Linked DNA regions of Homo sapiens: region 1 is linked to region 2. Evidence: chromatin loops called from intact Hi-C (ENCODE). Cell type or tissue: mammary epithelial cell. All regions are shown on one strand. Each heading gives the region's core, and the rest is flanking DNA. Links, peaks and the distances in the headings are about the cores only. Region 1 has its middle 49 kb from the start of PAX7. Region 2 has its middle 5.6 kb from the start of SDHB.

What was found. Hi-C counts contacts between places; a loop is a spot of excess contacts. Peaks named below come from ENCODE experiments on the same cell type or tissue, not always from the same donor. Only the 100,000 strongest peaks of a DNase experiment are listed, where the experiment ranks them.
Region 1: it touches region 2 in a loop (8-fold over the local background); 2 of 110 quality-filtered maps call a loop at or near these places.

Annotation. Positions count from the first base shown.
Region 1 is chr1:18,580,468-18,583,381 of GRCh38, reverse strand. No RefSeq gene overlaps it. Among named protein-coding and RNA genes, the nearest start is that of PAX7, 49 kb to the left of the region's middle. In mammary epithelial cell, for the core only: a CTCF peak has its summit at 1,764 (motif pointing right); no DNase peak of the experiment used is centred there.
Region 2 is chr1:17,058,220-17,061,133 of GRCh38, reverse strand. No RefSeq gene overlaps it. Among named protein-coding and RNA genes, the nearest start is that of SDHB, 5.6 kb to the right of the region's middle. In mammary epithelial cell, for the core only: a CTCF peak has its summit at 1,301; a DNase peak (open chromatin) is centred at 1,313.

The DNA of each region.
Region 1 (2,914 bases), core at 309-2,808, 1.5 Mb before region 2:
TTGGGACAGTCAGATTGGGAGCATTGTTACTGGAAAGCACATTGGAGATAGTTCCAGGCTGCTTTGCTACTTACCAGCATTGTGGCTTTGGACAAATTGCTAAACCTCTCAGAGCTTGTTTCCACATCTGTAAAGTGGGGATAACTCCAGTGTCTACTTTAAAGCGTGGATATGAGGAGCAATACATGTTAGCTATTAATACCATTATTGTGCAGCATTCTTATTTTACAGACGAGGAGACCAAGATTCAGAGAGGTGCAGTGACCTGCCCAAAGTTGCCCAGCAAGCTAGTGCTAAGACAGGCTGTGCTCCCAGATCTCCCGGTTCTAAGTCCATGGAGATGAGAGTTGGGACTCTGCTGAGAGATGGCTGAATGTAGCAGGAGAGCACAGCCACCGGGCCTGGGTGCAAATCCTGGCTCTGCCAAGCTGTGTGACTTTGGAAAAATAACTGGAAATCCCCCAAATTCGATTTTCTTGATATAAAAATGGGGTTCTTGATGGCAAAACCGCAAAGTTACAAGAGTAAAAAGGAAATAGACCCAAAGAACCTGGTCGTGCTGGGGATATGGGTGGGTGGGTTAGGCTGGAGCTGAGGCAAGGAAGGCAAAGGAAGGAGGCCACACAGGCAGAATGCCCACACTGGCCACAGGCAGGAAGCCAAGTTCGAAGGCCAGGAACTCATGGGAAGGGCTCCCTTCTGCCCTGGGGTTCTCGGAAATGCTGGTTCTTCAGCCCAGAACACTTTCCTTCCCTCTTCACCTAGTTAATGTTTTGCTCTTCCTTCAGCTCTCAGCTCAAGCACCACCTCCTTCAGGAAGCCCTCCCTGACTTCCCCATCCAGGTCAAGTCCCCTTATCGTGGGCTCATCCAGTGGTCTTTACTTCCTAATAGGAAATCAGCTTTATAATTCAATAGCATTGATGAGTCATCATTGTATATTTATTTTTGTGATTCTTTGATTAATATCTGGCACCACTACTGGGCTGCAAGTTGGGTGAGGACAGGGGTGGCGTCTGCCTCTCTCTTTCCATAAAGAAGGCTCTCAGCCTCTGTAAACTCACCCAAGGAAGAGGGAACACACTCATGAATGAGCTTGTTGCCTAAAGTGTAGTGGAGAAGCGATTTTACGTGGCACATGAATACAATTTTTGAAGGTATATACTTAGTGTTTATTGGTAGCAGGACAAAATGCGACCAGCACATCATACTTGGGATTTTGCAGACATTATTGCCCAGGATGAGGCTAGCTAAAACAAGTGAGTTGATTTAAAGAAAAATATACCGAGTAAATAATAGTTCAGGCCAGGTGTGGTGGCTCGTGCCTGTAATCCCAGCAGTTTGGGAGTCCGAGGCAGGCAGATAACTTGAGGTCAGAAGTTTGAGACCAGCCTGACCAACATGGTGAAACCCCCATCTCTACTAAAAACACTAAAATTAGCCAGGCGTGGTGACATGAGCCTGTAATCCCAGCTACTCGGGAGGGTGAGGCAGAGAATCGCTTGAATCCAGGGGGTGGAGGTTACAGTGAGACAAGATCGCGCCACTGCACTCCAGCCTGGGTGACAGGGTGAGACTTTGTCTCAAAATAATAATAATAATAATAATAATAATAATAATAATAATAATAGTTCAGGTGGTTTTGTGTGCTGTCGTGACAACAAAATGAAGATGGCACGGGAGGGCCTGAGGTTTTTGGGGTGCAAGGCCCAGCCCTGTCCAAAGAGCTCTTGGGCGGAGGGCTGCAGGGCTGCGGAAGGACGCGAGGTGGCGCCAGCGTCCCACCAGACGCAGGTGTGGGCCGGATCGCGCCTTCCGGTACCCTGGATGCCTGCGCCCCTCAGGACATCCCTCCAGGGACCTTGGGGTGAGCTCTTGAGGAGAGGGAGCTACACTGCTTCGCTGGAGGTGGCCCAGGAGCAGGAACAGAAGCCTTACCAGAGCTTGGGAGTGGAGGTGGGCACCTGCCCAGCCTCTTCTCCAGCCACAGCAGATATGCCTGGTCGCTCTTCCACAGGGGCTGAAAGATGGAGCCTGGACACAGAGACCCCCTGCCCTGCAGTGAGTGGGGACCCTCAGGGGAAAGCCAGCTAGACCAAGCCAGAAGGTGTAGTGGGTTCTGGTTGGATACACGTGAGTTCAAAGCCTGGTTCTGCCATTAAACAGCTGTGTGACCTTGGGCAAGTTGCTTAACTTTTCTGTGCCTCACATCCCTCACTTGCACATCAGGAAAAAGAATACACATCTCATCAAACGGTGGGTGGGTCAGGTGAATTGATACGAGCTTGGAACCGAGCCTGATGCAGAGAGCATTCCCTAACGTCAGGATACGCAGTGAATTTTGTCGAATGAATGGTGAAGGAGAGATGGTGGAGGGAGCACAGGTGGTGCCTCTGGGTTCTGTCCAGATGGCAGTGTGTCCCCAGGATACACGTGCCAGAGTCATGCCAGGGATCAGGGCAGGATCCCATCTGGATGGCACACATTGGCACACACCTATTGGTGCCCACGTGATGCCATTTATCCATCTGTGCAAACCAGGAACCACACACTGAGGGCTGGGGCACTCACGTGGCCTCAGAGGGTGGGGGTTTAGGGGATCAACTCAGGAGCCAGACTCCCGGGGCTCTGATCTTACCAGCCAGGTGACCTTGAGTGAGTCCTTCCAGTCCCGTGGGCTTTAGTTTGTCCACTTTTAAGATGGGGGCCGTGCCACTGACCTTGTGGGGATGCTGTGATGACTAAAGGTTGTGTCAGGCACACAGTACATTCCCATCAGATATAAACTTCCTTCATCCTTTACTATACCCCCTGCCCCAGGGGGCTTCCTTAAAGAGTGAGGACAGTGGGGACAGAGCCATGAGGCAGCCATGGGAAGTGGGTGCCTGGTCCTGGGCAGACTCCTAGTGAGGAGA
Region 2 (2,914 bases), core at 126-2,625:
AGCCTGGAGACAGAGCAAGACTCCATCTAAAAATAAAATAAAATAAAATAGAAAAATAACAGCAAGCAAAGCCATGGATTTCTGTAGAAACATACATATGTAAATACATACAAAGAAAAAAATCTGGAAGCAATCCCATGAAACTGACAATAGCAATCACCCCTGGGAAAGGAAGTGTGACTGAGGGGATTTAAGCTTTATCTATATTGCTTGAAATTTTTACATAGTGAGAATTTAATTACATATGTACAGTATTCTAAAATAATTTTTTAGAGCTGCCTGAAATCCTTGACATTGTATGTATGCTGAAGTCTTCCCATTCTGATAAGCATAATCTATTTCCCCTAATAAGGCACAGTTATCTTTTACCTCTTTCCTTTCCCCAGCTGGGCTCTCCACTACCAATTTAAGATTGATGGCTCCCTATAGACACTAACTCATTTAATTCTCCTCCCTGCAAGGCGACTGTTTCTTTTTCACCGTCTTACACAATAGGAAATGAATGCACAAAGAGGTTAAGGAACTTGCTCAAGATCACAGAGCAAATGGCTGATATAACAGGGTTTCAGACCCCTAAAGGCCTGCACACTTAACCATTCTACCTACCAGCCTCCCTAAGAGGTCAAATTGCCTTTAACGTTCTGCAGCTCTCTGACTTTTGTTTCCAGTCGGCTGGCATCTCGCCGCTACGCATGAATATTTACCCACTATTCGTATTTGCATTTCATTTGCATGGCTGTGTCTCTGACAGAAAACAGTGCTCAAAAGCCAGATTCGGCTGGAAAGGGCGTTTGATCATGGCATTATACGGTGTTTGCAAAGTGCTCACCCACACACATCCAGAGGAACAAACTAACTGCTCATTTGAGAGTATGCTGGTGACGGCAGGCATCTGGGAATGAGGCAGAAGTTAGCAGGGTGGGTGAGCTCCAAATGTATGTGTGTGTGTGCTGCTATAGGGCCAGCAGCATGACAGTCCCCAGAAGGCCTTGGACCACTTGCTAAGTCCCAGCAGCTGAGCTGACTTCAGCTGTGTGAAACGCAGCCCCATCTGGAGTGGGGGTGGCTCATGACTTTTTTGCTCCGGGAGTTCCATAGAGGCTGCTCTTGAAATTGGAGAAGCCTGTAGCCTATGATTGTCCCCATCCCACTCGAAGAGAATATTTTGAGAAGTCTAATTATATGGTGGGGTTTGCATGGGATGAGGGAAGAGAGTTTAGATAAGGCCTTTCTAAGGGCAGGTTGGCAAGGTCCAGTAGGGAGCCCTGGGTAGTTCTGTGAGGCAGCAGCACCCTCTGTGGGTAGACCAGAATGGCTGCAACCACCATGTTCCCACGAGCCTTAGGCGCACGCCTGCAGCCCAGCCCATCTACCTAACAGAAGAGGCTGACCTACTTGCTGGGTGACCTGCGGTGAGTTGTTGACACTCTCTGAGGCTCAGTTGCATCAACTGTAAATGAAGAATAGTAATCCCTACTTTGTGCCGTTGCTGAAATGATTACAGAGAGGACATGTACCCAAAGTGTTCTGCATAGGACCTGGTACACAGTACCAAATGTGTCCTCCAAATGTGGCAGTTACCATCATTAGTCACCCCAATAGCCCCATGACCCTTAGTATAGATGACCACCGAGTGCCCTAGCATAAGGGACAAGGCTTCTCTGAGAAAAATCATAGATGGGACTGGGGTGGGGGCTAGAAAGGATCTGTGCCGCTGGCTGGTTGACGTTTTGATTTGCCAATTCCGTCTATTCCAATTCTGGGAGTCCTTGACATCGGTCATGGGAGGCTCTGACAATAAATACGTTCATAAAGAATTAAAAACAGCCCAGGCGCAGATGCACAGTCCTGTAATCCCAGCACTTTGGGAGGCAGGAGGATTGCTTGAGCCCAGGAATTCAAGACCAGTCTGGGTAACATAGGGAGACTCCGTCTCTACAAAAAAAAAAAAAAAAAAACTTTTTTTTTTTTTTCAGACAGAGCCTTGCTCTGTCGCCCAGGCTGGAGTGCAGTGGCACGATCTCAGCTCATTGCAACCTCAGCCTCCTACGTTCAAGCAATTCTCTTGCCTCAGCCTCCCGAGTAGCTGGGATTACAGGCTCCCACCACCACACCCGGCTAATTTTTGTATTTTTAGTAGAGACGGGTTTCACCATGTTGGCCAGGCTGGTCTCGAACTCCTGACCTCAAGTGATCCACCTGCCTCGGCCTCCCAAAGTGCTGGGATTACAGGCACAAGCCACTGAGCCCAGCCTACAAAATTCTTTTTAAAAGTAGCTGGGCATGGTGGTGCATGCCTGTGGTCCCAGCTACTAGGGAGGCTGAGGTGGGAGGATCACTTAAGCACTGGAGTGCGAGGCTGCAGTGAGCCATGATCATGCCACAGCACTTAAACCTGGGTGACAGAGCAAGACTCTGTTTCAAAAAAAAAAAGAATTAAAAACAAACTTGCAGATAGCAATAAGTTATATGAAGAAAATCAAATAGAGTCAAGTGGGTCAAGCCCTCAAATTGCCCATAGTCTGGGGAGGCAGACATATTCATGGGTCATTGTTAAAACAGGTGTTGCATGCATGGATGGCATATGCAGAGGATATTTTGATAGGGACAATCAAGGAGGGACTTCCTAAGGGAGGAAAAAGTTGGAGCTGAATCTTCAATGATGACAAGTCAACCACATGAAGGAGGAGGAAAGGACACTCCAGATCCAAGACACGGACGTACGCAAAGGCTTGGAGGTGTGAAATGAGGCGGGGAATAGAGCAGGCTGTATTACAGGGACAGAAGTAACTGGAAGGGCCCGCGGGGGAGCCGGGGAGCCTTGGAGCTATGGTGGGAGTTGATGGTTGATTGGATATGGGGTGGGGAGAAGAATCAAGATGACATCGAGTTTCTGGCTTGGATATCCGGTAGA